Regions from separate parts of the Homo sapiens genome. Here regions 1 and 3 are each linked to region 2. The links are chromatin loops, found by intact Hi-C in ENCODE. Cell type or tissue: Calu3. All regions are shown on one strand.

Region 1 (8,000 bases), 580 kb before region 2:
TTTGTTATATTGGAATAAACAATCATCCTAGTGTACTTTCTACCCTTAGCCTGAAGCAGAACTTCTTCTGTTGATTCTGTCATTATTTTGTGTCTATCACACAGTGTAATTATATGTACCTCATGTGACTCATTATTGGGTTCAATATCATTTAGAACACTATATTTAATAAAATCTATGAAAAGCATAGATGCTCCAGGCATTTACAACTAAAACATTGAATTCAGATTCATTTTCAGGTAATGATATAATCATGTGAAAAGAATGCATTTCTGTATTTTTTGAAACCTTTTCTTTTGAAAACATAGTAATACATTTCTACTCTAAAATAGAACTTAGCCTAAATACTTTCAAAACCTTTAGAATTTGGAAAAGAAATAAAAATCTCACATAATTCTGAATGTTCCCTTTTTTACTTGAAATAAACTTTATATTTTCCATCTTTGAGTTCCTGCAGTTTATTTTCAAAGGCCACTTTTGGAATTGTGAAAACTCTGCTTTCACTTGGCAAATAATAATTAAGAGTAATCAATCTTTTAACATTAAGATCTCATACCTGCCATGAGTTTACAAAGTCTATTTGAATAATCCAACATCAAACATTTTTTCTAAGTGTTAGCTGTACTCCCCTGCACACAGCTTGTGTAGAATGCTTCTACCTGTAAGACACTGGAGAGACGGTTTGGTGGGAGTCAGAGAGCAGAATTAGGAAGATGGGAGAGTATGAATTTCCCAATATGACTAAGTGTCATCGCGTGTGAAATAAACCCCAAGATGGTCATTTCCCATATGTGTTCTACTTGTGTTGTCACTAAACTGCATCCATGGTCTGGTTATTCTGACAGTTACATGAACTTGACAAATGTGGGCAAGACAGGGAGGGTGAGGATGTGAGCTTTCATTCACTCTCCCTTCATCATAGCTGGTTGCTCCCAGGGCACGTAGCCCCCATGAATTCTCCTCCTCCTGATGCCTTCCCCAGGCTGTGACTGCTGGTGGGGCCTTAACATATGAAATCTGAGGTGCTACTGAGGCTGTCATGGACCAGCGTCCTCAGCAGCAAACCTTGCCCTGACATCCCCAACAGCCTTCTCCTCTGCAGACTCAAAGACTCTGCTCAGCTGTTCCCTCAGACAAGCAGCCCATGCGGGCAGCTGGGTCAACCCAGCAGGGAGGTTTCTGTTCGAGGATGTAGCACTGTGGGCGGAGTTTGTAGAGCTTGCATGCAGTAATAAACCCCAACATCCTAAGCCTCCACCCTACTGATTTTCAGAGTGAAATCAGTGCCTGACCCACTGCCACTGAACCTGTCTGGAACTCCAGAGGCCCGGTTGGAAACCTCATAGATCAGGAGCTGTGGAGACTGGCCTGGCTTCTGCAGGTACCAATTCAAATAGGTGTATTCATCATCAGTATCCAAGAGGCTCTCACTAGATCTGCAGGAGATGGAGGCTGGCTCTCCAGGAGTGACAGGCAGGGAGAGTGGAGTCTGGGTCATCACAATGTCCCCACTGGATCCTGAAATAATAACAGAGAAGTGCAAGGTTATATAAACACATTTTGAGCAACTTTCATGATTTTCCTTAAGATTTTGATTTAGAGTTACATATTTTTTCAAGTTTTGATTTTTATCATGAAAAGTAGACTTTCTAAAATGAACCAATTTGTTACTAGCCAGCAGGGAGCAGTTTATTTTCAAGAGCTTAATCAGAGCACTGGTCATTTTTCCTGGGAGATGATTCCTGACTATTCCTGAGACAAAAAATACGAGTAATCTTTCCCGGAGCACAGACCATGTGCCCGTAACACATGGTTGAAATAAAAATAGGAAGCTGTGGAGACCCCAGATCTCACCCTCCCACCCCATTTTCTCACCTCACTTTTGATCCTATCCTTACCAGAGACCCAGAGCATTAGCAGCCCCAGGAGCTGAGCAGGGAGCCTCATTGTGAGAAGGTGAACTGAGGAGTCCTGATCAGTCAAGGCAAGGTTAGAGCTGAGCTTTTATCTCAGACTCACAAGGGAAGGTCCTCCCTAAGGGACAACATGCAAATCACCTGGTGGGTGCAGTGGTGTGGAAAAGGTTGATGGGGCAGGGGGAATGTCTCTTCTGTGAACAATGTGACATAAAATGTTTGCTGGAGCCAAACAAATGTAGTTCAAGTCAAGTTTGCCTGTGGTCAAGGGAAGAAGGCTCTGACTGTGGAAGTTGGGACCTTGGGCAGGGACACATTGTGCAGTGCATGCCACACTGAGAACGCACAAGGACCCTGACAACGTGGAAATGTGTTTCTAGGATGCATCTTTGGGAGGTGAATGCCATCCTGCAGGCCTCCCTCCCAATCAATCTAGAGAAAGAAAACAGCCCCATTCCCACAAGCACAGACGGGCAGAGGGCCTGCAAATGAAAAGTGCTCCTGAGCCAGTTCAAGTGTTGCCTCGTATGTGCTGTTTCCAGGATAACTGTTCAATATTATTCAGTGCAAGTGTTAGAATCTCCCCGTCCCTGGCACCTGATGAGTGAGCCCCAAAAAAGCGCTCCGTCCAAGGGCCTCACAGGGAGAATGATGTGGGTCTCTACATTTAGAGCCAAGAGCCCAGCATAAGTAAGAGGCAATGGGGCAAGAATGTTACACCTCAGGCAGTGAATACAAAATTCCTGGTGACCAACTGTTCAATCTGGGATAATCGCATCATAATCATCTCACATATACAAGATTAACCAGCAGGATCTCATAGGGAAGAATTTCCTTGGTTAATGATACAAAGCAAATAAGAAATAACATTGCATGATGTTTTTCTGAGTGGTGCTTACGAAAACTCTTCTCACACAGCCTCCCTGGTCATGTGGCATCAGGTCCTGTGAGGGCTTCCAGGTTATGGCCAACCCTGAGTGAGACCTGAGTCACCCCCAGCCTGGATGTGGTGCAGCCACAGCCATGAGTCTGCAGTTGAAAAGGAAATTGTCTATGTGAGAAGAGCAAGGACTGCATCTACAGTTTTATGTCTCAGGGTAACCTGGACCTGTAACTGACATTTTCATGGTTTCATGTAAAGATGCACATGGTTCAGGGGTGTGAGTCTTTCACACAGCTGATCATTACAAAGGGAAACAATCTCATGTTTCTTGATTTGTTCGTGGTGTGCTTAGTATTTAATTGAACAGCTCCTGAATAATTCTGCCAACACCAAACACTATCACAAAGACAGTCACATTTCTGGGAAAAAAAAATTCAGCTACAACTGAAAGACTAGCTTGTAGTGCTATGTAATCTTGGGTAATTTAACAAAAATTTATATTTAATTGCCCAAGAACACAAATACATGAAATTCTAGGTAAGATTCCAGAAGAAAGCTTGGTTTCAATATCTTCTGAGAAATCTACCAAAATAACCTTTTTTCCAAGATTGGAAAAGATAATTGAATAAAAATAATATTATAGACCTTTCAATGTTTAACACCATTGCAATAATGGGGGTTAAGGAGATCAAATTGTGCTTAAGAAATTTGATTAAAGGCTCACAGTAAACTGTAGAAAACTATGTCAATTTTATTTACTCTTTTCTCATTAAATTTCGTAACTTTTGTGCACTTGACTTTTTCTTATGTTATTAACCAATTCAAACCTGCTTCTTATTCTTCAAAAAGTGAGACTCCTAAATAATCATACTAGTGAACAATAGAAACATCAGAGGCTGAAGGAAAAGAAAAAGAAAACACAATCAGCCTAACTAAAGTAGAACGAGATGGTGCATCATATTGTAAGTTTTAAATAATTATTCTGAAAGGGTATTAAATGAGGAATCAGTTCTATCTATAATTAAAAACAAACTTGAATTGCAGGGAAGTGACTAACAATAAAAAAATTTGTCAGGTTTTCTTTTACTAAAGGTCAATTCTTGAAAATGTTGTTTTTGCAAAGTATTCCTTAAGAAGCTTGAATTTAAGATAGTCTTGCTATTTCCTATGAAACTTAGTAATACATCGTTAAGAAGGTTACCATTGTGATTTTTAAAAATCTCATGATCTGTTGCTGTACATAAATATAAATTGTGAAATTTTGTAGAAATCTTTTTTAGTCAGAAAAGAGCTTTGAAATTACTCTTTATTACCTATAGACTTAAAGGATAATATTACTAATTCTGATTAGAAACCTCCCTTTCTTATCTGTTGACACATTATGCCAAGGCTTTCACAACAGCAGACAAAGCTGGTCACTCCACAGTGGACACAGATCAGAAGGTGTCACAACCACCTCCATTCGGATCTAGGTGTGCGGCAGGCCTCTGCCTCTGAGTGTCTCTAACATGAACCATGGTCACCTGAATGAGGGAGGACTTATACAGGTGGGGTTTATTATGGCTGTGTCTCCTTTTCCTGATGCGGTTAGTTTGGGGTCCATAAAACTGGGAGCAACTGCATTATTCGTAAGACTTGGCAAGAGTCTTAGAAGTGGAACTGTTTGTGTTCATGACCCTGGAGTCAGTGTTTGGGGTGGACACTGTGATCCGATTTGTACGGGATTGGAATGACTTGCGGGCTCATCAAGGAAAAAGAGATGGCCACAGGGGGGCAGTCGCACACATGACTTTATTGGGTGACGTTTTGTCAGGTTTGCAGAGAGAAGCCCCTCCCAGCAGGAATCTGTGCAGAGAATAAGCTGCCAGGCTTGCTTCTCGAAACGATGGGACACTGGACAAGGGGCTGTGTGTCTAGGGGACGCCTCACAGCAGCACAGTGGGGAGTTTCTGGTTTAAGGTTTTCATAACTGGGGTTTATCTTACTGCGAGTAGATGTGGTTGAAATTTTCTGGACATGCAAAGTAAGTATTTTCTAAAAGGCTAAAAGTATTCTTCTTTGGGCTGTTGTTAAAATAATTGCATTGTAAAATTTGAGTTTGGAACAGGCCATTAGGAAGTAAACACAGTTTTGGCCGGGCCCGGTGGCTCACGCCTGTAATCCCAGCACTTTGGGAGGCCAAGGTGTGCGGATCACAAGGTCAGGAGTTGGAGACCAGCCTGACCAACATGGTGAAACCGCGTCTCTACTAAAAATACAAAAATTAGCTTGGCATGGTGGCACGTGCCTGTAGTCCCAGCTACTCGGGAGGCTGAGGCAGGAGAATTGCTTGAACCCGTGAGGCGGAGGTTGCATTGAGCCAAGATCACGCCATTGCACTCCAGCCTGGTTGACAGAGTGAGACTCCGTCTCAAAAAAAAAAGAAGTAAACACAGTTTTGAAATAAACAACATGGGGGCCAGGACCCACAGGCCATCTTTAGCTCATTTCTATGTCACTGTTTCTAATTCTGTAGACTTTGTTCTACAGACGGCATTAGTCCATATTTTCCAAACCAACACTACCATGGATGAGGTTGAGTAACACAGAGGCCTGTTCCCCACTTGGGGCACAATGAAGGTTCTTTTTGTTAAAGGGGAGAGTTTATCTTTGCATGCAAGCCACCCACTGAGCATCCCTTCGTGAAGCTGCAGGTCCTGTGACTGGATTCCTGGCTGCAAGGCACCGGGGGTTGAAGCTGTCTGCATTATCTCACTAACTGTAAATTGTCACTCACTGGAGAATATATTCACAGATAAATATTCTGGAACACAGACAGCTCAGGGAATGAAGGCTTCATGAATGTGTATCTTCTGCTTCTGAGAATTCATCTCTCCGGCACTGGAAGAAACAGGGTTGTTCATATGTTGTACCTTCAGACCGTGTTCTAGACCTGTCTAAGCTGACCCTGTTTCCAAATATTTGAGTTATTGTTCTTTACTTTTCCTTGGAAAAAATGTTTAGAAATCCTATAAAACTATATACACAGCTGTGGGAATAAGTGGTGAGTTTTTCCTCTGTGCTTGCTAATCTTTCTGCAGGGCCCACCTCACCTACCAACAAACTGCAGAAAGGGAAGCAATGATTCTCTTTCCTTCCTGAGCATTCTGTGTCCACGTCACTTCAATCTCTGTCTCTGTCTTCAAATCACCTTCTCTTCTGCAGTCTTTGTTAAATGTCTGCCTATCTATCTTATAAGGACAATCGTGATGTCCTTATAAGATAGAGATAGGCAGACATTTTAACAAAGCCTTTTTATTGACCCACCTGGACCAGGGCCCATCTGGTCAATACAGGATGATCTGCCCATTTCATAATCCTTAACTTTCATGTCCGATTAAATTCTGATGAGAAAGCAAAATGGGCTAAAAACTTCATCCTGAAGGAAACATTCATGTTTAATGCACAGGAACTGCAGATGAAGCCTGAGTTCTCCCTCCTCACCAGAGAGTTGGAAAAGCAGGAGGAAGAGGAGCAAAGCTGGGTCCCCGCCTCCATGAGGGCCTCCTAAGGCTGCTCCTGCTCACAGAGGGTGGGGAAGGTGGATAGTCAGCTTGCGCTGCCACACCAAAAACACTGATCTGGATGACATAAACCACAGAATTTAATTTTCATGTTTCACATTTTTGGTGCCCAGATCAATGTCCAGCAGGGTTCGCTTTCTGGTAAAGACCTTCTTCCGGGTTTGCAGATGCCACCTGGGCTATGACCTGATAAATATCTATATACATTTTGCCATGCAACTTTTAAACATAACAGAAATGACACATTGGAATTTTAATTGTACTTACTACGGAATCCATTATCTTTTTTTTTTTTTTTTTTTGAGACGGAGTCTCGCTCTGTCGCCCAGGCCGGACTGCGGACTGCAGTGGTGCAATCTCGGCTCACTGCAAGCTCCGCTTCCCGGGTTCACGCCATTCTCCTGCCTCAGCCTCCTGAGTAGCTGGGACTACAGGCGCCCGCCACTGCGCCCGGCTAATTTTTTGTATTTTTAGTAGGGACGGGGTTTCACCTTGTTAGCCAGGATGGTCTCGATCTCCTGACCTCATGATCCACCCGCCTCGGCCTCCCAAAGTGCTGGGATTACAGGCGTGAGCCACCGCGCCCGGCCGAATCCATTATCTTAAAATAAATCATCTCAAGTATAATTTAAGCCCTTAGCCTGCATCGGGATCTTGTTCTATTAATTCAATCAGTCTTATGTGTCTCTGCACCGTATTATCACAGGTAACAGACATCACTCATTACTCGGAGTCATACAAATGGATTTGGCAGAAAAATCGGATCATGGATGCAGACTAGTGGCAACACAAGTGAAATACATGTTAGAAATGACTCGTTTGGAAATAGTTTTCTACATGTTAGCACTTGGTCATATTGGGAAATTGCCATCTTCCTAGTTTGGAAACTTTCTCTCTCATTTACCACTCACATGAAACTGCCCGCTCTAGCATTATGGTGGAGAAAGCACTATTGCTTTTGTAACAGAAAGCATTTCTGTTAGGTTTTAAAGTTGCATGGCAAAATGTATATAGATATTTATCACACTGCAGCCCTCAAATTAAAAAAGCAGATAAATTTAGTGCACTATTGTCAATGAAATCTATTAAAAGAGACGATTCAAATACATTTTCAGGAAAAAATAGTGTCATGTAAAAATAATGCATTTTTTCATTTTTTAAATCATTTTCTTATGACAGCATAGAACTAAATATTTCTTCTCTAAAATACTATGTCTGTAAAATAATTTTAAAATTCTAAGAATTTGAGAAGGAAATAAAAATCGCATGTAATTCTACATTTTTCCTGTGGTACATCACATAAACTTTATGTTTTACATCTGAATTGTGTTGTTTATTTTCAAAGTCCACTTTTGGAATTGCAAGACCTCCATTTTTCTGTCAGCAAAAGGTAACTGAGGCATGTCAAACTATTTTGGTATTATTATCTTACATTTGACATGGATTTTAAAAATCCGTAAGTGGAAAAAAAATCAAATAGGTTATCTATTTATTCTGAGCCATACTTCCCTGACAGCTGGTGTACAATGCTTTCTCCATCATAATACTAGGGAGGGCAGGTTCATGTGAGTGGTGAAGGAGACAGAAAGTTTGGAAAGTGGGAAGATAGCAATTTCCCAGCATGACCAAATGTTATCA
Region 2 (8,000 bases):
GCAGTGAGCTGAGATCTTGCCACTGTGCTCTAGCCTGGATGACAGAGCGAGACCCTGTCTGTATAAAAACAAAAATCTGTTAGCTGTCAGATCATGAGTTCTCTCTCTCTCTCCTTCTCCCAACCAACCTATATTTTATATTAATGTATTTTTGTGTTTGGGGCCCTGGTCTAGGCCTCAGACATTCCACAGCTACCTAGAGGACATCATCAACTACCGCTGGGAGCTCGAAGAAGGGAAGCCCAACCCTCTGAGGGAAGCCAGTTTCCAGGACCTGCCTCTTCGCACACGGGTGGAGATCCTGCACCGACTCTGTGATTACCGGCTGGATGCAGACGATGTCTTCGATCTTCTAAAGGTATGCTTAACTGGCGAACCTTTCCCTGTAGCTGTGAAAAGCCAGCAATCAGAAATGTAGTCAGAACGTAAAACCCAAAGATACTAAGCCAGAGTTTGGCTTGTGGTACTAGTCTTGGTACTATTCATTGCCAATAACACTGTATGGAAAACCATGACTGCTGTAGCCACGGAGATGCAAGATGTACATCCCTATGGAAGTACGTTATTTTGGTCTAATTTCTAGTCTGGTTTCATCTTCCTTTACGTGCACTGAGTCCTATCTGCAATAGGTACAACCAGAGGACCCTGTTTGTTCTGTCATCAGCCAAACCTGCAACTAAATCCGCCACTGAGTTTTATTTTTCAGGGTGTAAATTTGATTGAAATATTTACTGAAATCTCCAAGAACTTGAAACCGTATATGTTAGTGAAGGTCATCCTCTACACACATCCACGTTACAAAAAATGTGTTGAAGGAAGCTGTGGCCATCTCTCTGTCCCCCTTGGTGTGGTTATCTGTTTAGAAGTATATCCTAGAGGGGGCCGGGTGCTGTGGCTCACGCCTGTAATCCCAGCACTTTGGGAGGCCAAGGCAGGCAGATCACGAAGTCAGGAGATCGAGACCATCCTGGCTAACACGGTGAAATCCCGTCTCCACTAAAAGTAAAAAAAAATTAGCCGGGCGTGGTGGCAGGCGCCTGTAGTCCCAGCTACTCGGGAGGCTGAGGCAGGAGAATGGCATGAACCCGGGAGGCGGAGCTTGCAGTGAGCCGAGATTGCGCCACTGCACTCCAGCCTGGGTGACAGAGCGAGACTCCGTCTTTAAAAAAAAAAAAAAGTATATCCTCAAGGGAGAGTGTGGGTTATTGCTTTCACTCATAGGGAAGTCAGTTTCTAATCCTGTTCCATCATCAGTGATTAAATGTGGTGATGACTTCTCAGTTGAGCTCTGGTTATGGGCACATTATAAAAAAATCATTGTGTAATTTAGCACGGTCTTTGCTGAGGACTCAAGGACTTCAGTAGCAGTGAGAAGGCCAGTACAGGTCAGCCCCCGAGGTAAATTGGGAGCCCTGTCACTGGAACTCAGCTGGAGTGAGAGGTCACAGGAGGTTATGCCGGAACTGCCACAGAGGATCCCATGGGGCAAAGCTTGCCCCGTGCCTGATCCACCCGGTTGTACTTGTCTTTCTTTTCGTGTGTGCTCACATAAAACAACCGCTCCCAGCCAAATCTGTAAACTGTTCATCAGGATTGCTGTTGGATTCTCTCTTTTTTGAAAAGGGAACAATGGTGGGGATAGGGAGCATTGTAATATTTCCATCTCTTGTTCCTCAAAGTAGGTACCACCTTCCCATTATATCCGTGTTTCTTATGCTGATTGAAAATTACATAAGATACTTGGACATTTTTATTTATTTATTTATTTATTTATTGTTTGAGACAGAGTCTCTCTCTGTCGCCCAGGCTGGAGTGCAGTGGCATGATCTTGGCTCACTGCGACCTCCACCTCCCAGGTTCAAGCGATTCTCCTGCCTCAGCCTCCCGAGTAGCTGGGATTACAGGCGCGCGCCACCACGCCCAGCTGATTTTTTGTATTTTTAGTAGAGGTGGGGTTTCACCATGTTGGCCAGGCTGGTCTTGAACTCCTGACCCCATGATTTGCCCGCCTCAGCCTCCCAAAGTGCTGGGATTACAGGCGTGAGCCACCACGCCCAGCGATACTTGGGCATTTTTAGATTTGAGTTATGCTTACGTGTAAATTTGGAATCCTCGTTCTGGTTTTTTCCTGGTGCGTTTTGTTCCCCATTTCCCCAAACCCCTTTTCCGTGCTCTGTGTAGGGCCTGGATGCAGACAGTCTCCGTGTGGAGCCATTGGGTGAAGACAATTCTGGGGCACTATATTGGTATTTCTATGGAACACGAATGTACAAAGAGGACCCGGTGCAAGGAAAATCCAATGGAGAACTCTCTTTGAGCAGGTATGTTCTTCAGTGTTAGGGCATGATAGCTACTGTATTAAAATGTCATTAAGATTAAATGCATCAGAATTCTACAGCACAATTTTTTTTTCCTAATGAAGGAATTCTCTAAGCATGCCTGCAAAGAGATGGTAAGGAGATACTTCATGCAAAAACAAAAAGGAATTAATTCTCTGCTACCAGAGGGGTTAAATATACTTTTTTAATCTGAAGTTCTTGATAGGAGGTTTCTGAGAAATGCCACTCCTCTTGCCACAGGCTATTTTAATATAGCAGGTTTCTTCTCAGCAGCACAATCATTTCACTGCAGTAACAATTTCATCTTGCATCATCAGTCCTTGAGATCTCCTTATTTCGACTAGAATTAATGATGTAGTTTATGCCAGGCGCAGTGGCTCATGCCTGTAATCCCAGCACTCTGGGAGGCCGAGGCGGGCGGATCACGAGGTCAGGAGATCGAGACCATCCTGGCTAATACGGTGAAACCCTGTCTCTACTAAAAATACAAAAAATTAGCCAGGCGTGGTGGCGGGCACCTGTAGTCCCAGCTACTCGGGAGGCTGAGGCAGGAGAATGGTGTGAACCCGGGAGGCTGATCTTGCAGTGAGCCGAGATCGCACCACTGCACTCCAGCCTGGGCGACAGAGCGAGACTCCATCAAAAAAAAAAAAAAAAAAAGAATTTAATGATGTAGTTTATGAACGTTAGTATCCATCAGTTTAAGAACAGAAGGAATTTAAATGATGCCTGAAACATAAGCTTTACTAAGTAAGGAAGAGGCCGCATTTCCATAGCATCCCAAAACAATGCTAACCTCTTATTTAGGCTTTCTTACTGCTAGGAGAATGCTTACTCTTCGGAAGGTGTTAGTTAGATCTTAAGCACATTTTAGTATTGCAAAATGTTAGTTTTCCTCAGATCCACAGTCTAATAATGAAGACTGGAAGTTGCTGTTCCCTTTTCCTTTCACTGCTACATTTAATCCTTTTTGGTAATCTCATGGCCAGAAATACTGTTTTAAAATCATATGTAGCAATGCCAATCCTGTGCCAGAACATTTCTATTTAATATTATTTATTAGGGAAAGTGAAGGACAAAAAAATGTCTCAAGTATTCCTGGAAAAACGGGAAAAAGAAGAGGAAGACCCCCAAAACGGAAGAAACTGCAGGAGGAGATTCTGTTGAGGTAAGAAAATCTTGTTAGTTGTGGTCATAGACCATGGCAGAAGGGACCTTAATTCATTTATTCCTTTTTCTTTATTTTGCCTGTGCCATGGGAAGCACATTATTATAGCAACCTGAAACTGAGTCCTTATGAAATTACCACATGTGCAGTACAGTCAGGAAGCCCTTAGTGTGTGACATCTGGCAAGTCACCTCCCCTCTCTAAGCGAGTCCTCTTACTAGACGATGGATGTGCACTTAATGAGGATTATATTGAACAAGACAGTTTTTTTCATTCTTCAATTTTATATTTAATTTTAGCAAAGAAAGATACTTGGGGGATTTTCTTTTATATGTCATTATCTTCTAGGAAATTTCACCATGTGAATCTTGCTATAGGACTTTTCAAAATCTGACCTATGCTGTGTAAATACACTTTTTACTTAAGGATCAGCTCTATCACTAAGCCTATTGAAGTGAGGCTGTATTCTTAAAAATTCTGATAACTCAGGACAAGTGGCTTCTTCCCTTCCTACTTAATCTAAATGCTTGAGTTAGGCTGAATTTCACCCTGTCACTTTTTAACCACTAAGAAATATTTCTGGGAAATCAGATTAAGAATATAGATCACTCAGGAGATCGAGACCATCCTGGCTAACACGGTGAAACCCCGTCTCTACTAAAAATACAAAAAATTAGCCAGTCGTGGTGGCGGGTGCCTGTAGTCCCAGCTACTCGGGAGGCTGAGGCAGGAGAATGACGTGAACCTGGGAGGCAGAGCTTGCAGTGAGCCGAGATTATGCCACTGCACTCCAGCCTGGGCGACACAGCGATACTCCATCTCAAAAAAAAAAAGAATGTAGATCACTCAGATCCTGATTTTAACTCAATCAGCATCCACTTAACTTTACAGAAGTTCAGCTTCAGATTGCAGCTGCCTATTTCTTGCTTATCCGTTTCTGTGACAAATGTCCTGTAATTACTTAACGTTTTATGTATCAACACCTGTTTCCGGGTTTGTTAGGATTTCACACGTCCTTCGATATTCAGAAAGCTGCATGATACCTGTCTCCGTTTCCCCATAAGTATCAAGAATCACAGTAGCTTAGGGTTGGGACTGTAGAATCATTTTAACAAGCATCCATGGACTTGTGCTACCCTCTACTGGTGACTTTTTTCCTTTAGAGCTGTGTGTGTAAGCCAGTATTTAAATATTTTTTCATTAAATTTAAAATTCAGTTTCTGGTTCACGCTGGCCACGTTTCAGATGCTCAGCAGCCACATGGTTTATTGGATAATGCCAATATAGAACATTTTCATTCTCATAGAAACTTTAATCGAAAACAAGCGAAAAGTCCACAGAGTGTCCTTTCTGTTTCAGGGATACAAGTGAAAATGATACTTCATCCTAATGCGTTATACACTTTGCATTTTGTCATTTAATCTCCAACGTCCCTGTGAGGTAGGCACTATTAATAGCTCCATTTTGGGGGAAAGTTAATTAACTTTCCTGAGGTCACATTGTAAGTGGCACAGCTTGAATAGAGGCATTCCCCCTTCGGAGCCCATGCTCTTAACCCTCTGCCTTAGGTAAGGATCAATTATAATAAATACACCTGTCTTCAGTGCGGCCCTGAATCAGGGAGGAGGACATTGGAATCCCTACAGTTCTTTTTTCTTGGCATTTAATTATTAACAGTTGCATCTCTCTCTTGACTGGAGCAGTGATAAAAAACAAGAACAAACAAACAAAAAAAACAGTGCATCTGTTTGATTTCCAAAAAAAGCTTTAAAAGTTACTGTTTTCTGGCTGGGCACGGTGGCTCACGCCTGTAATCCCAACACTTTGGGAGGCCAAGGCAGGCAGATCATGAGGTCAGGAGTTCAAGACCAGCCTGGCCAACATGGTGAAATCCCGTCTCTACTAAAAAATACAAAAATTAGCTGCACCTGGTGGCGGGTGCCTATAGTCCCAGCTACTCAGGAGGCTGAGGCAGGAGAATCATTTGAACCTGGGAGGCGGAGGTTGCAGTGAGCTGAAATCGCGCCATTGCACTCCAGCCTAAGTGACAGGGCAAGACTCCGTCTCAAAAAAATAAAAATAAAAAATAAAAGTTACTGTTTTCTTATGCATTGATACTGTTGCCATAACATAGGGTAGCTGTATGTCAGTACTTCCCTCCTAGACCAGCATGCCTGCATCTTAGTGTTCATTTATTCAGCGTTCCGCCTCCAAGCCTTGTCCCCTTAACACACACACATACACTCTCTTTGTGTTAAATTAATGGGTTCTACCATCCTGGGGTGGCACAGAACAATTTTGGACCTGTCTTTGTTTTAATTGGCACCTCTTTTTCCTGTGTTTCAGTGAAAAGCAGGAAGAAAATTCCTTGGCATCCGAGCCACAGACAAGACATGGTAATGTTCTTTACTGGCATTTAGAAAGAATTAAATAAATATGATTCATTTATGCTAGGGTGTTGACTCTTTTTCTAGAGTCATACAAAGTAAAGGTTATTGCAATAGCCTTTTACCTACCCCCTGTACTCTTCTTCAGTTCTCCTCCTCACACCTTATCCTGTGCCCAGCTCATCATCTGACTAAGGATTAAGATCAGAACTAGATCTTTTCACTAGTGCCCTGTTTACTGGGGACAGTGTAATAGACACCTTAACGTTGGAGTGAATAACCAGCTTCTCAAAGAGAGGTCTTTTTAATGTCAGTGCTTCATGACACAATGGTTTCCTTATAGGTTTACTACATACTGGTTTCCTACCTAGATTTTAATTTTGTAATCCAAATAACATAAAAATGGGAGGCACATACCAGTTTGCACAGTGTAGTTGAGGCAGGGTAGACTCAGCAAAGACTCAAAATCAAAACCATTTCTGTCAATATATTTAATCATTTCTAGACTGTGAATATCTATCTTGTTAAATTCACAGTAGTTATATTTGTATTGCCTTTAGACATTACATTTTTTTTTAGTTGTTAACAATGACTTTAACAGGAAAACCAGAAGTATACATTGTCAACTTTAAAGTCAAAAAGAGGCCATTGTGGCGGCTCATGCCTGTAATCCCAGCACTTTGGGAGGTCGAGGTGGATGGATCACTTGAGGTCGGGAGTTCGAGACCAGCCTGGCCAACATTGTGAAACCCCATCTCTACTAAAAATACAAAAATTACCTGGGCGTGGTGGCAGGCACCTGTAATCCCAACTACTCGGGAGGCTGAGGCAGGAGAATCACTTGAATCCAGGAGGCGGAGGCTGCAGTGAGCTGAGATGGTGCCCCTGAACTCCGGCCTGGACAACAGAGCAGGACTCTGCCTCTAAATAAATAAATAAATAAATAAATAAATAAAATTTAAAAGTAGGCCAGGTGCAGTGGCTCACACCTGTAATCCCAGCACTTTGGGAGTTCGAAGCAGGCAGATCACTTGAGCTCAGGAATTAGAGCCCAGCCTGGACAACATGGCAAAACCCTGTCTCTACGAAAAATACAAAAGTTTAGCTGGATGTGCTGGTACACACCTGTAGTCCCAGCTACTTGGGGGGTGCTGAGATGGGAAGATGGCTTGAGCCCAGGAGGTGTAGGTTACAGTGAGCTGAGATGGCACCACTGCACTCCAGCCTGGACAATAGAGCCAGACGTTGTCTCAAAAAAAATAAAATTAAGTAATAGGTCTCTTTTTTGAGTTCCTTATTTTATTTTTTTTATTTTTATTTATTTATTTATTTGAGACGGAGTCTCACTCTGTCGCCCAGGCTGGAGTGCAGTGGCGTGATCTCGGCTCACTGCAAGCTCCGCCTCCCGGGTTCACGCCATTCTCCTGCCTCAGCCTCCCGAGTAGCTAGGATCACAGGCGCCCGCCACCGCGCCCGGCTAATTTTTTTTTTTCTATTTTTAGTAGAGACGGGGTTTCACCGTGTTAGCCAGGATGGTCTCGATCTCCTGACCTCGTGATCCGCCCGCCTCGGCCTCCCAAAGTGCTGGGATTACAGGCTTGAGCCACCGCGCCCGGCCGAGTTCCTTATTTTAGTCATGACCCACAGTAGAAACAAAATTGAGAATAAATAAGGAAAGGTCCTCATGGGATCTCCTGTAGTGAATCCGTTCCTTTATTTTCTAGGGTCCCAAGGGCCAGGCCAAGGTACTTGGTGGCTCCTGTGCCAGACAGAAGAGGAATGGAGACAGGTCACCGAGAGTTTTCGCGAGAGGACCTCCCTTCGAGAACGGCAGCTCTACAAGCTCCTCAGTGAGGACTTCCTGCCTGAGATCTGCAACATGATCGCCCAGAAGGTGCGCCACACTCTCTGCTCTGTCCTCCTCAGTGTTAGGCCTGATGCTGCATTATTTAAGGATTATTCATGAGACCTTCCCCATACACCCCACTGTCCTGGAAATAGTGCAGTCTTCCATCCTGTCTGAACTCCAGTGTTAGAATGGGACCTCATGCCACCCCCTCTCCTTCACTGTGGGTCCTATCATGTTCTCCTTCCCCCAGAAAGTCC
Region 3 (8,000 bases), 300 kb before region 2:
GTAAAACCCTGTCTCTACTAATAATACAAAAATTAGCTGGGTGTGGTGGTGCACGCCTGTAATCCCAGCTATTCCAGAGGCTGAGGCAGGAGGTTCCCTTGAACCCAGGAGGCGGAGGTTGCAGTAAACCAAGATGGTGCCATTGCACTCCAGCCTGGGCAACAAGAGCGAAACTCTGCCTCAAAAAAAAAAAAAACATATCTAAGGAAAAAGGTGGGTCAGTCCAGGATGCCAAGCAAAGGGAGAGTTGAGACCCACAAACTGGAATAACTTGAATAACGAGTGGATCAGCTGAGGTCAGGAGTTCAAGACTAACCTGGCCAACATGGTGAAACCCCATTTACTGAAAATACAAAAAATTAGCCAGGCATGGTGGTGTGCATCTGTAGTCCCAGCTACTCGGGAGGCTGAGGCACGAGAATCGCTTGAACCTGGGAGGTGGAGGTTGCAGTGAGGCAAGATCATACCACTACACTCCAGCCTGGGCGACAGAAATTCTGTCAAAAAAAAAAAAGAAGAAGAAGAAAGAAAAGAAAAGAGGAGAATTTCCTGATGAAGCATAAGTGTCTGGTCCGAATGATAACAGCATTCTGACTTTCTTGTTTACACATCTATCCCTTATGAATTTGTTCAGTGTGTATTGATCCTGCGGAGTCCTATCACTTCTGGGTCTACAAACAGTAAACTTCGGAGCGTATAAAAGCCTACAGAATATGCTAACAAAACTAAAATACTGCCACCATGTGGGCCTTTCCACAAGCTTAACTGTCAGTCCCCAAGGCATTTGTGTATCCGATCAATATGTAAATGAACGAGCAGACTCTCTTGGATACAATGTGGAGAAGACTCTACCAAAGGTCACTTTCCCCAAGCCACTGATAACCTTTAACCAGCTCAAACCCGTCTGAGCTCACCACATAAAACACCCAAGGATCCTGCCCACTCCCACAATACCCCATCTCCCTCAGCCCAACAAAAACATCCTCAGGAAAGTTCTCTCCAATAAACTCACTGAAATAAAACTCTAGCAGTATTTGAGCACCTAGGGCTGCTCTCCTCGAAAGATCCCTCCCCTACCAACACGGAGCCTGGTGTCAGTCCATCTCAGAGTACCTAACCTCAGTTATCCTTTGCTTCTGGCCAAAATGCAAGACCCAAAAATCAGATTTTTTTGATGATGCTCCCTTCTTTTGGACTCTTTCTACTCCTTTCCATTTCACTCTCTCCAAACTTCCTTCCTTAAAATCAAATTTTTTTTTCTTTTTTCTTTTTTTTTTTTTTTTTTTTTTGAGACGGAGTCTCGCTCTGTCATCCAGGCTGAAGAGCAATGGCGGTATCTCTGCTCACTGCAAGCTCCTCCCCCTGGGTTCAAGTGATTCTCCCGCCTCAGCCTCCCGAGTAGCTGATTACAGGTGCGCACCACCATGCCAGCTAATTTTTTTTTTTTTTGAGACAGTCTCACTCTGTCACTCAGGCTAGAGTGCAATGACACAATCTCTGCTCACTGCAACCTCCACCTCCCAGGTTCAAGCAATTCTCCTGCCTCAGCCTCCCAAGTAGCTAGAAGTACAGGCATGCGCCATCGCGCCCAGCTAATTTTTGTATTTTTAGTAGAGACAGGGTTTCACCATGTTGGCCAGGATGGTCTCGATCTCGACCTCGTGATCCGCCTGCCTCAGCCTCCCGAGTGCTGAGATTACAGGCATGAGCCACCTCGCCCGGCCAACAGCTAATTTTTGTATTTTTAGTAGAGATGGAATTTCGCCATGTTGACCAGGCTGGTTTCAAACTCCTGGCCTCAAGTGATCCACCAGCCTTAGCCTCCCAAAGTGCTGGGATTATAGGCATGAGCCAATGCACCTGGCCTCCCCTCTCTTTTTAACCTCTCCACACTTCTTCCTTCTGTGTGCAAAACAAGTCTCTCCATCCTAAAAAGAAACCTGTGGCCCCTGTGGTTCCCTCCAGCTATCTCGATGTTCTTTTTCTCAAATCACACTCAGAGCCTTTAATCAGCCAAACCTGGCTCCAATTCATCACCTGTATTTCATTTTTCTTTCTCTTTTCCTTTCTTTCTTTTTTTTTTTGTGTGTGTGTGTTTTTTGAGACAACATCTAACTCTGTCACCCAGGCTGGAGTGCAGTGGTGCGATCTTGGCTCAGTGCAATCTCTGCTTCCCAGGTTCAAGTGTTCTCCTGCCTCAGCCTCCCGAGTAGCTGGGACTACAGGCTCATGCCCGGCTAATTTTTTGTATTTTTAGTAGAGACAGTGTTTCACCATATTGGCCAGGCTGGTCTCAAACTCTTGACCTTGTGATCTGCCTGCCTCGGCCTCCCAAAGTGCTGGGATTACAGGTGTGAGCCACCATGCCCGGCCGTCTATTTCATTTTTCTACTCCCAGAAATGGGGTTTCTCTTCTCAGCATGTTACTGAAACTGCTCAAAGGTGACCTTGTAATTTCCAAATCCCATGGACGATTATGCATCTGCATGTCTCTTGCCCTCACCCTGCCATGTGGCTCCTTTTATTTTTCAAACCCCTTGTTTTGGCCCCTAAGATGGCTCTATCCCAATTCTCCTTCTCAGCTTATGTCACGAGGCCCTGAGTATCATGGCAGAGGGGAGAACGGGGAACCATGAGAAACAGGGGGGCAAAGGGCAGCACGGAATGTGTTCCCAGTTTTGCTGGAGGCTGCCCAGTCCATTTCAGGTTTCCTTGCTCATGTTGGCCCCTGGAAAGGCACATGATCCCTTGCACCAGAGACCTGAGTGGTCAATTCATGAGCATTCAGTCTTCTACCAGCTAAGATCTGAGTCAGGCCAGAGCAAAGGAGGTGGGAGGAACAGAGAGGAGAGCTGGGCTCACCGGCAGCAGCCTGGCTCTGATCTCCATGTAGAGCACGTTGTCCTCGTAGAACTCCTGCATGCTCCGGAAGACATAGTCTCTGAACACTGGTGCGTAATGGATGAGACCAGAGATGGTGAAGAAGATGGTTTCAAATTTCGACCAGACAACATTTTGGTTTGTGTAAATCACCTCCGGGTGCTGGGTCACCAGAGTGAAATTCCTCAGCAAGCTGTCCAAGACACGAAGTGGGGAGTGGCAGAGGCATGATCCAGGACACTGCCCCCGGGCGCCCATAGGACTGCTACCCACCTTGCATATCCCAGCTAGCAGCTCACAGGATTCACCCTAGAGTGGAGATAAGGAAGGGGCAAAGGGGAGCATTCCCACGCTCACGATATAAGCATGGGTCCTGTGGCCAGGCAGCCCACTGCCTGCTTAAACCCAAACCCCAAACGCAGGAGACTGCTTAAGATGAGAGCTCACCAGTCAGTCTCTCCTGGCTCCTGTCCTCCCTCTGTATGCTTGGCCAGTCTGACCCCACTGTACTTTCTAGACCAAAAAGCTCTCTCTCTCTCTCTTTTTTTCTTCCTATACCCACTGACAGGAAACTAGACCAAGCTCTTTTTGGGGAATGTTATGGACTAACTTGTGTCCCCAAACCCCCAAATTCAAATATTGAAGCCCTAGCCCTCATTTGGAGAAGGGAATTTTAAAGAGATGATTAAGACTAAATGAGGTTGTAAGGATGGGGCTCTACCCTAATAAGATGGGTGTCCTTGTAAGAAGAGGAGGCCAGGCGTGGTGGCTCACGCCTGTAATCCCAACACTTTGGGAGGCCAAGATGGGTGGATCATTTGAGGTCAGGAGTTCGAGATCAGCCTGGCCAACATAGTGAAACCCCATCTCTACTAAAATACAAAAATCAGCCAGGCGTGGTGGTTTGTCCCTGTAATCCCAGTTACTAGGGAGGCAAGAGAATTGTTTGAACCCTGGAAGTGGAGGTTGTAGTGAGCTGAGATCGCACCACTGTACTCCAGCCTGGGCGACACAGCAAGACTCATCTCAAAAAAAAAAAAAGAAGAAGAAGAAGAGACCGCAGGAGTGCACATACAGAGGAAAGGCCATGTGAGTACACAGCCAGAGGCGCCTTCTGCACGCCAAGGACAGAGGTCTCAGGAGGAACCACCCCTGCCCTGGCACCTTGATCTTAGACTTCCAGCCTCCAGAACCATGAGAAAATCAATTCCTTCTTTTTTTTTTTTTTTTTTGAAACAGGGTCTCACTCTGTTGCCCAGGCTGGAGTGCAGTGTCACAATCACAGCTCGCTGCAGCCTCAATCTCCCAGGCTCAAGCAATCCTCTTATGTCAGCCCCCTGGGGTAGCTGAGACTATAGGTGTACACCACCACATCTGGTTAATTTTTTATTTTTTGTTGAGATGGGGATCTCACTATGTTGCCCAGACTGGTCTTTCTTTCTTTCTTTTTTTTTTTAAACAGAATCTTGCTCTGTCGCCCAGGCTGGAGTGCAGTAGCATGATCTCAGCTCTCTGCAACCTCCGCCTCCCAGGTTCAAGTGATTCTCCTGCCTTGGCCTCCCGAGTAGCTGGGATTACAGGTGGCTGCCAGCATGCACGGCTAATTTTTTTGTATTTTTAGTAGAGACAGGGTTTCACCATGTTGGCCTGGCTGGTTTTGAACTCCTGACCTCAAGTGATCCGCCCACCTCGGTCTCCCAAAGTGTTAGGATTACAAGCATGAGCCACCACACCCGGCCACCAGGCTGGTCTTGAACTCCTGGGTGCAAGTGATCCTCCCACCTCAGCCTCCCGAAGTGCTAGGATTACAGGCATGACCCAGTGTGCCCGGCTTGAGAAAATCAGTTCCTATTGTTTAAGCTCCCCAGCCTGTGGTATTCTGTTATGGCAGCTCGAGCAGGTTAATGAAGGGAGTGGAATGGAAATAACTCGAATCAGCACCCAGGTTTGTATCCCCAACTGGCCATTTACCAGCTGTGTGTCCTTGCATAAGCTAATTAACCTTGCTCAGCTTCACGTTTCTCATTTCATAAAGGGAAGTAACCTCAGGGGGGCACTCTGTAGACATTTCTGTGACCAAATTAATTGTCACTTATAATATTACTATACAATGCCAGGCACAATGGCTCGGCTCATGCCTGTAGTCCTAGCACTTTGGGAGGCCAAGGTGAGAGGACGGCTTGAGCCGCAGAGTTCAAGACCAGCCTGGGCAACACGGCAAAACCCCATCTCACAAAAAATACAAAAATTAGCTGGGCATGATGGTGCACACCTCTAGTGTGCTGACACAGGAGGATTGCTTCAGCTGACACAGGAGGCTGACACAGGAGGATTGCTTCAGCCTGGGAGGTTGAGTCTGAAGTGAGCCGAGATTGTGCCACTGCACTCCAGCCTAGATGATAGAATGAGACCCTGTCTTAAATAGTAATAATAATAATGATACTATACAAGTCTGTTAGGAAGTTGCTGCATCAGATTTTCAAGAAGATTTATCTTCCAGCTAGATTGTCATCACTTCAGAGCTAGGAACTTTTATTCTCTCTGGTTTTATTGAGCATCAGACAAATCTCATTTGCTACAGCAATAGTGTTGCTGACTAGGCATGGTCACTCATGCCTGTAATCTCAGCACTTTGGGAGGCCAAGATGGGCAGATCTCCTGAGGTCAGGAGTTCAAGACCAGCCTGGCCAACATGGTGAAACCCTGTCTCTACTAAAAATACAAAAATTAGCCAGGCATGGTGGCACATGTCTGTAATCCCAGCTACTCAGAAAGCTGAGGCAGGAAAATCACTTGAACCCGGGAGGCAGAGGCTGCTGTGAGCCAAGATCAGGCTGCTGTGAGCCAAGATCACGCCACTACACTCCAACCTGGGTGACAGAGCAAGACCCTGTCTCAAATAATAATAATAATAAATAACAATAATAATAACAAACAAAAATAGTGTTGCTGATAATGCTTTTTGTAGATTTTAAATGCACCAGAAAAACTACTATGGATAGAAAAGGTGTTGAATGCTTTTGTGGAGCAAAGTATCCTGCAAGGTTAAAAGAAAAAGGTGCTCATGCTTTTTTTTTGAGATAGGGTTTTATTTTGTCACTCAGGCTGGAGTACAGTGGCTCCATCTCAGTTCACTGTGGCCTCAACCTCCTGGGTTAAAGTGATCCTCCTGGGTTAAAGTGATCCTCCTGCCTCAGCCTCCCAAGTACCTGGGACTACAGGTGCAGCACCACACCTGGCTAATTTTTTGTATTTTTGGTAGAGATGGGCTTTCACCATGTTGACCAGACTGGCAACTCCTGGGCTCAAGTGATCCGCTCGCCTTGGCCTCCCAAAGTGCTGGGATTATAGGCGTGAACCACCGCACTCAGCCTTGCCTCATGTTTTATTAAAGCCAGATTTTTATCTATAGGTTTGTACCAAGGGAGACACCTACCCACTGCCACCCCATGACAGGCCTGGGACATGTGCTTTCTGAACTACTACTCACCTGTCATCAAACTCAGTGACGTTCTGCACCCGCTTCCGATAATCCTCCAGCAGAATCCACTTGGAACATTTTTCTGATGGACGGGGAGTTGGGTGAGCAAATCTGAACTGCATGATCCCCCTTGGGGTGAAACAGATGTGGCAGTGAGGCCTGTAGGTGACATTCCTCACCAGCCAGTCCATAGTCACGATGCCAATGTCATGGAGGTGCAAGGCAGCCCCTGGAGAGGGAAGAAGAATGGTGAAGACAAAGGGGTGAAGTCCCATCCCAGGACTCCAGGGCTTGGGGACAAAGGAGGGGGTGAAGTCCCATCCCAGGACTCTGGGGCTGTGGGGACAAAGGGGTGAAGTCCCATCCCAGGGCTCCGGGGCTTGGGGACAAAGGGGTGAAGTCCCATCCCAGGGCTCCGGGGCTTGGGGACAGTGTGGATCACAAGAAGACGTGCAAGCAGAAGGATTTCTGTCCAGACATGTTTCTCGGAACTTGTTTAAGGCTCTAGTTTAAGGATGGGGCTTCCATGTCTCACTAATCAGGAGCCAGGGGTGATCTTGTCCAAGAGGGGCAGCATGGGAGAGTGAGAGGGCATCAGGCTTGGAACCAGAGAACTGAGGTTCAAGTCAGGGCTCCATTGGCTTCTAGCTCTCCAATGGGAGCCCAGGCCTTTCAATGAGGCCACCCAACACTGCATGACGGGATACACTGGGATGAGCCCCAGGGCCACGGTCCTTTTCACACACTTGTCCTCCATCCTCTCATCCTGCCCCTCAACTCCTCTCCCACTGGCTTTTCATCCCCTGCGCTGGGCCTGTGTCTGTACAGCTTCTGGCCTGCAGGCTTTGCCAGTTGAATCCCCATGCTTGTCCTCCCCACCAGACACCAGCTGTGCCCCTTGCTCCCCTAGGCACAGTGCATGCTGTCCCTCTGCGCTTCTTGTGCCCATCCAGCCCCTGGCCCTGACACGAGCCCCCAGACACCCTCTTATGCCTCCCAGCAACTGGGGATGCTACTTTACTGACCTCACGATTATTATTATTTTTTAAATCTCTATTTATAACATTAAAAGAAAAAAAAACAGCTGGGCACAGTGGCTCACTCCTGTAACCCCAGCACTTTGGGAGGCCGAGGCAGGCAGATCACGAGGTCAGGAGTTCGAGACCAGCCTGACTAACATGGTGAAACCCCATCTCTACTAAAAATACAAAAATTAGCCAGGCATGGTGGCATGTGCCTGTAATCCCAGCTACTCGGGAGGCTGAGGCAGGAGAATTGCTTGAACCTGGAAGAAGGATGTTGCAGTGAGCTGAGATCACGCCACCGCACTCCAGCCTGGGCGACAGAACAAGACTCCGTCTCAAAAAAAAAAAGAAAAAAAAAGAAAAAAAAAAAACAGGTGTTAAGTCTTTGTAAACTGCAAGCTGCTATTATTTTTACATTTTAAATTAACATTTTTGGCCAGGTGCAGTGGCTCACACCTGTAATCCCAGCACTTTGGGAGGCCGAGGAGTGTGGATTGCCTGAGCTCAGGTGTTCGAGATCAGCCTGGCCAACATGGTGAAACCCCGTCTCTACTAAAAGTACAAAAATTATCCAGGTGTGGTGGTTCATGCATGTAATCCCAGCTACTCAGGAG

The links. Hi-C counts contacts between places; a loop is a spot of excess contacts. Peaks named below come from ENCODE experiments on the same cell type or tissue, not always from the same donor. Only the 100,000 strongest peaks of a DNase experiment are listed, where the experiment ranks them.
Region 1: a loop joins it to region 2, with 8 times the contacts of the local background. A loop is called at or near these places in 22 of 110 quality-filtered maps.
Region 3: it touches region 2 in a loop (17-fold over the local background); 41 of 110 quality-filtered maps call a loop at or near these places.

The regions. Positions count from the first base shown.
Region 1 is chr22:16,913,033-16,921,032 of GRCh38, forward strand. It overlaps the pseudogene IGKV2OR22-4. Among named protein-coding and RNA genes, the nearest start is that of GAB4, 91 kb to the right of the region's middle. RefSeq lists a silencer at 4,626-4,675. In Calu3, CTCF peaks have their summits at 4,549 (motif pointing right) and 4,749; a DNase peak (open chromatin) is centred at 4,579.
Region 2 is chr22:17,497,229-17,505,228 of GRCh38, forward strand. CECR2 (CECR2 histone acetyl-lysine reader) reads left to right here. Exons shown (of 19, transcript NM_001290047.2): 3 at 175-358; 4 at 2,182-2,321; 5 at 3,403-3,507; 6 at 5,854-5,903; 7 at 7,619-7,788. Among named protein-coding and RNA genes, the nearest start is that of SLC25A18, 62 kb to the right of the region's middle. In Calu3, no CTCF peak of the experiment used is centred here; a DNase peak (open chromatin) is centred at 4,643.
Region 3 is chr22:17,200,701-17,208,700 of GRCh38, forward strand. ADA2 (adenosine deaminase 2) reads right to left here. Exons shown (of 10, transcript NM_001282225.2): 3 at 6,371-6,590; 4 at 2,863-3,073. Among named protein-coding and RNA genes, the nearest start is that of ADA2, 15 kb to the right of the region's middle. RefSeq lists an enhancer at 1,479-1,979. In Calu3, a CTCF peak has its summit at 773 (motif pointing left); a DNase peak (open chromatin) is centred at 741.